Regions from separate parts of the Homo sapiens genome. Here region 2 is linked to region 1. Evidence: read pairs that join two places in POLR2A ChIA-PET (ENCODE). Cell type or tissue: Panc1. All regions are shown on one strand. Each heading gives the region's core, and the rest is flanking DNA. Links, peaks and the distances in the headings are about the cores only.

Region 1 (2,929 bases), core at 285-2,784:
TATATATGAATTGTCATTGTTTTATATATATCTATATATAGATATATATAAAATATATATAGAGATATATAAATATATATAATATATAAATATATAGATATATAAATATATATAGATATATATAAAATATATATAGAGATATATAAATATATATAATATATAAATATATAGATATATAAATATATATAGATATATATATAAATATATAATATATCTATATATATCTCCATATTATAGAAATACAGTTTTTAAAACATAGATGATTTTAAGTTAGCAAAGATAAAAGAAAAAGAGGGAATTGCCTTAGGAGTTTTAGGAGAGAGAGAGAGAGAAGTGACACAGTGAGAGAGAGAAACTGATTATGTTGAGATCAAATTACAGTTAATAAATATGCCAATACATCAGAATAAACAGCAGTACAGTCTGAAATTCTAATTTCTTCACTAGTGGTTTTCATTCCCTGATTGGACTTTATTTTTTAATAACAACTGTTTTGAAACAGCCTCTATGCTATTCTGAAATAAATTCTCTTCATAATATAACAAATTTCAACAAAAATAAAAACATATCCCTAAATGTAATAAAATTAAAAATGAAAGGAAAGTAACTTAAACTAAAAATAATAACCAGCACATTATTTATTTCTTTGATATTTAAATATTCAGGTGGATCACATTAGAAGATATCTTGAAACAGCCAGCTGCTTGTACCTGTAATTAACCTTAGAATCACTGAATGCCACAGCGGCACATGCATGCTGACAGATTCCTTGTACAGACAACTAGAATACCATGAGCCACATCACACTCAAAGACACAGTTTTTCCAAAGGAGAAACTCTTGATACATTCCTGAAGATAGCAAGGTAGAATTTTTCTCTTGATTTACAATGAGTTACAGTCCTGTAAAATGCAGTGTGTATTGAAACTTTGCAAAAGATGTTTTATGCCTATGCAAGATAGCGTTAGATCCTGGACTTTGATAATTATAAGCAGGTTTTTCACTTATGACTGTTTAGGGCATTCAAAAACCATATGGGGTGATTTACTGTTCTTCCTTGTATGAGATTTTATGGTGAATTTCAGAAAGGTAAGTTTCTCTAGCTCTTGCCAATTAAATGCCTGTAGAATCCCATCTCACCCTAAAAACTTTGTGAAGAAAAGCATTCTCCAAGGAATTCAGCAAGTGCACTCAAGGGGGCAGCAGGGCCATTGTTGAGGCCGTTGCAATGCACTGTTTAGACTGCCTAAAGGTCTCACCTAAGACTAATGTTATCTATAGGTGAATCTTGTGTTTTTATCTTTTGGGCATCTGATAGGGTGGTTAGCTAGAAGTCCAGTTATGTTATTATGTGCTTAGCCAAGGAGCATCTTCTCTAAAGCTTTCTGTATTTAAAGTAGCATCTCATAGAGGTTAGTTGCTCAGAGGCAAAGGTGAATGATGGAAGAAATGTGATGCTGATTTCATTCCATTACTTTCAAGATTAGAATGCAGTGACCAATAAAGATTCTCTAGAATAGAAAAATGTTTGTCTTTCTGTCTAAGTTGCTTTTGTGACACTTCAAAAATTCATACCAATGATCTTTTCTTTACCCTATGCTTACCACAATGAAATTAGGCTTTTTTTTTTTTTTTTCCCTTAAGCCACAATGCAAAGGGAGAGAATGACAGGTATTTTTCTTCAATTACTTAGATTTTGGGTCTTTTTTTATTCTGTCCTAAACATTGACCACCAAGTAGGTTCAATCTGAATTAAAATTCTGAAAACTAAGCAAGCTGGGTATTCATCCTTGTCATCTTTTTTGATCATGATATACCATTCACATTTTCTTATGACTAGATTTATTTAATATTAAAATATTTAATTTATCAAGTCTCAAAATTTTTAATTTAGGATGTGTCAAGAAACATTCTTTTACATTGTGCATGGCTGTGTGTTTTAACGTTTCTTTGAGAATTTCAACTTCACATCTGTAGTGAGAAAAGGCACTGTAAACAGTAAGAAAACTAATTTCAACAATGAGAAGTAGTCTGAATATCTGAAAACAAGTCAAGGACATAGAGACTAGAGATTTTATCCTAGCTGCCTAAAGTCCTTGATGCGGATTAAGTGTTTCAAGGATAAGATAGAAGAAAATTTTCTCAACCTGGGGAACATGTTGAAATAAATGTTTTCTGCTCAAATATCATATCTCTTCATGCCACTGACAGGTCATTTTCACAGGTGGAAAATTGTCATTCTCCTTTTTTTCCAATATAATATCTCTCTGAAAAATAGGTTTTAGTTTGAAAAATGGATATTTTTCTGCAGTAAGAATAAGACTTCCCAACTGATACAAGCAACTTACCTCAAGGTGAGGTTGAATTTGGGAAAAGTGTACATTTGCAGTGGTTAATAAAAAGTGGGTCTTTCTTTTTTAAAATCAATTTTTAAAAAAATGGCCAGGTGTGGTGGCTCACTCCAGTAATCTCAGCACTTTGGGAGGTCGAGGCAGGAGGACTGCTTGAGCCCAGGAGTTTGAGACCAGCCTAGGCAACAGGCCAAGACCCTGTCTCTACAAAAAAAATTTTTTTTTTAAAATAGCTGGGTGTGGTAGTGTGCACCTGTGGTCTCAATTACTCCTGAGGCTGAGGTGGGAGGATTGCATGACCCCAGGAGTTTGAGGCTGCGGTGAGCCGTGATTGTGCCACTGCACTCCAGCCTGGGTGACAGAGTGAAAACCTGTCTTAAAAACAAACAAAAAGTCACATAGCTAATGTGTAAAACCAGTTTAAATAATTAAACTTACAAATGATAAAAATAAATGAATAATAAAATGAATAAATAAATCAATTATCCTTGAGAAAAAGATAAGTTTAGACTAAGAAGGAAATAGAGAACCAATATCCCCAATTCTTGATTTAAACAATGGGCTACATTCTATGCTAAG
Region 2 (2,929 bases), core at 152-2,651, 60 kb before region 1:
CGCTAGTATTTGGACTCAGGCACAATTAGCTTTAAAGCTCCTGTTCTTCAACACTGCACAACTCTAATCAACAATTAGTCTGTTGCATAGTGAATTAACAATAGTAGAGGCTATGTAATTTGTTCCTTTAAAAATGAACGTCTCATAAGTAAGCCCTAAAATGTATATCTTTACCAGTAGCTTTGCTAAAGGAGTTGAAGGAAATAATATAGAATGTCACACAGAATGTAGTTGGCTGGTTATCTTAACTGCTTCTCTTAAAGATCTAGGAATTACTTTCATGTTGTTATCCATTTAGAAGGGAATACTTCTGAGTATCTCTTATGGAACTGAGTTTTAATATTTTTGGTTAATTTATAAAATACAGAACTATGAGTTCAAGTTAGTTGTAAAAACACAAGGATAAAATGAAGCTGACAAATCTCCGTATAATTGTTGCTACTGTACTTGCAGAAAAATAATGCTATCAGTGCTTTGCATGAGAAAAATAAAATTAAGAATATATAAATATACTGCTTTAAGGAAGTTAAATGATAAACACAACATTAAAACACAATAAAAGTAAAGACATATAATTAAAAGCTTGAGGTCAAATTAATAGGAAATTTAGAAGAAATTTTATTTAGCCTTAAAATAATACCGTGTAGGCTGAGCACGGTGGCTCACGCCTGTAATCCCAGCACTTTGGGAGGCCGAGGCAAGGAGATAACGAGGTCAGGAGTTCAAGACCAGCCTGGCCAACGTGGTGAAACCCCGTCACTACTAAAAATACAAAAATTAGCCCGGTGTGGTGACAAGCGCCTGTAATTCCAGCTACTCGGGAGGCTGAGGCAGGAGAATCGCTTGAAACCAAAAGGCGGAGGTTGCAGTGAGCCGAGATCAGGCCATTGTACTCCAGCCTGGGCAACAAGAGCGAAACTCCATCTCTAATAATAATAATAATAATAATGTGGAAAGGTTTATTAATATAAAAAACAGAAATATTGGTTTGAAAATTATTACATCTGGGAATAATGAAAGTGCTTGTTTCTGTTTTGTTGAGAATACAAAAAATGAAATTAAATGAATACGAAGAATGAAAGTGCTTGTTGCCATTTTGTTAAATAGAAATGTTTTTAAATTTGAGGGAAACGATTGATGAAAAATGGGGAAATGTGTCAAAGTTTAGATTCAATGTAATATATTCAGGGAAGGATCTTATGAATACTTTTATTGCTCAAACAAGATTTATATAGGGCTGGAATAGACTAGTGCAGATCCATCAAGAGTACATTATCAGTAGAGGATACTTTTGAACACGGCATAGATTAGGAAAGGACACGCAGAAAGTTAAAGAAGAAGATATTCAGATGAATAACAGGAGAGGAGATTTATGTGGTAACTTCCATATAAAGTGGAAGTTGTGACTTTGAAGTGCCTTTAAAAACAGAAAGATAGCAAGTCATTTGTTTTTCATATTCATTTAAAGTAACAGAATCAAAAGCCTGGGATTAGGAAATAGTGGAGGAGTGAGCTACTGTTCCATGTACGCAGGGAGGATGAGTGCAAAGGGAGGTAGGTGCAGATTTATGCATAATGCATCATCAGTGCTCCATGCTAGACTGCTGAACTACACTTGCTAATTAACTAGACATGGAGTTTTAGAGGCCAAGGTAAACATGGATATTTTGCATATCTGTGTCCTGAACAATAGAAAACCAACACAGTCTCAGCAAGATAGAAGACTAAATCAGTTTCTTGGAGCTCATGGAAGAAATTAGTATAACCATTTTCTTCTAGTTGTGATGAGTCCAACATTTGGCTTGGAAAGACACTTAAGCTGTATCCATTTACTTTTGATACTGAGATCTCATCCAGACAAAGTATCTGTCTGGAAGGCAGCAGTATAGCTGGCAGAAGTTTGGAGTTCTCAGTAGCAGTGAGGGAGCCCATCTGTAGGTCAGAGTCCATGGTGATTTTATGATGAAATAATTTAATCAGAACAATTCAAAATTCATTTCAAATCTGAAGTGTAGTAGCTGGGGATTTAGGTTTACATACCGAAGAAATAGAAGCTTTTTTTGTAAAACAAATTATTTTATTCTGGTAAGAGCACAACCTGAGATCTACCTTCTTAACAAATTTTAAGTGTACAATATAGTATTGTTTAAGTATAATCTCGTAGAGCAGATCTCTTGCTTAACTTAAACTTTACGCTTCTTGATCAGTAGGTCCCCATTCCCCTTCCACCTGTGCTCCAGCAGCCACTCTTTGATTCTCTGAATTTGAATATTTTAGATACCTCCTTTGTCTTTCTATGACTGGCTTATTTCATTTAGGATAATATCCTCAAGGTTCATGCATGTCATCACATACTGCAGTATTTCCTTGTTTTTAAGGCTGAATAATATTCCATTGCATGTATATACCACATTTTCTTTATTCATCTGTCAAAGGACATTTAGGTTGTTTTTACATCTTGGCTATTGTGAATAGTGCTTCAGTGACCGTGGGAGTGCTAATATCTCTTTGAGATTCTGATTTGAATTTCACTGGATACTTAGAATTGAGATTGCTGGAAACTTCTTTTCTAAAGTTGAATGACTATTTTGAGCACCCTTTCTCAGAGCCCTTTGCCAATTCCTGTGTAGTGCAAAACTCCAGCAGGTAAACCCCACATATAGACATTGTTATGAAAAGTGTCTCCCAGAGCTGCACAATACCCTGTCATTCAGTCAGGATGAAAACAAAACAACAAACCAAAACAAATCTCAGCCACTCTAACTCTACACCCCTTTCCCTCTAAGGCTGTCTCTAAATGCTAGGGAATGGCAGGGGACAGCCATCTAATTTTTTTTGTGGTTTTTTGTTTGTTTGTTTTTTTTTTTTTTTGGAGATGGAGTCTCGCTCTGTCACCGAGGCTGGAATGCAGTGGCGTGATCTCGACTCA

Evidence for each region. ChIA-PET counts read pairs that join two places held together with the same protein. Peaks named below come from ENCODE experiments on the same cell type or tissue, not always from the same donor. Only the 100,000 strongest peaks of a DNase experiment are listed, where the experiment ranks them.
Region 2: POLR2A ChIA-PET joins it to region 1 with 5 read pairs; 1 of 35 experiments calls an interaction of 5 or more read pairs at or near these places.

Annotation. Positions count from the first base shown.
Region 1 is chr2:52,974,822-52,977,750 of GRCh38, reverse strand. All of the region lies in intron 1 of LOC105369165 (a long non-coding RNA gene), which reads left to right. Among named protein-coding and RNA genes, the nearest start is that of MIR4431, 270 kb to the right of the region's middle. In Panc1, for the core only: a CTCF peak has its summit at 1,197 (motif pointing right); a DNase peak (open chromatin) is centred at 1,290.
Region 2 is chr2:53,035,107-53,038,035 of GRCh38, reverse strand. The region is part of intron 1 of LOC105369165 (a long non-coding RNA gene); the gene reads left to right. Among named protein-coding and RNA genes, the nearest start is that of MIR4431, 330 kb to the right of the region's middle. In Panc1, for the core only: no CTCF peak of the experiment used is centred there; a DNase peak (open chromatin) is centred at 1,689.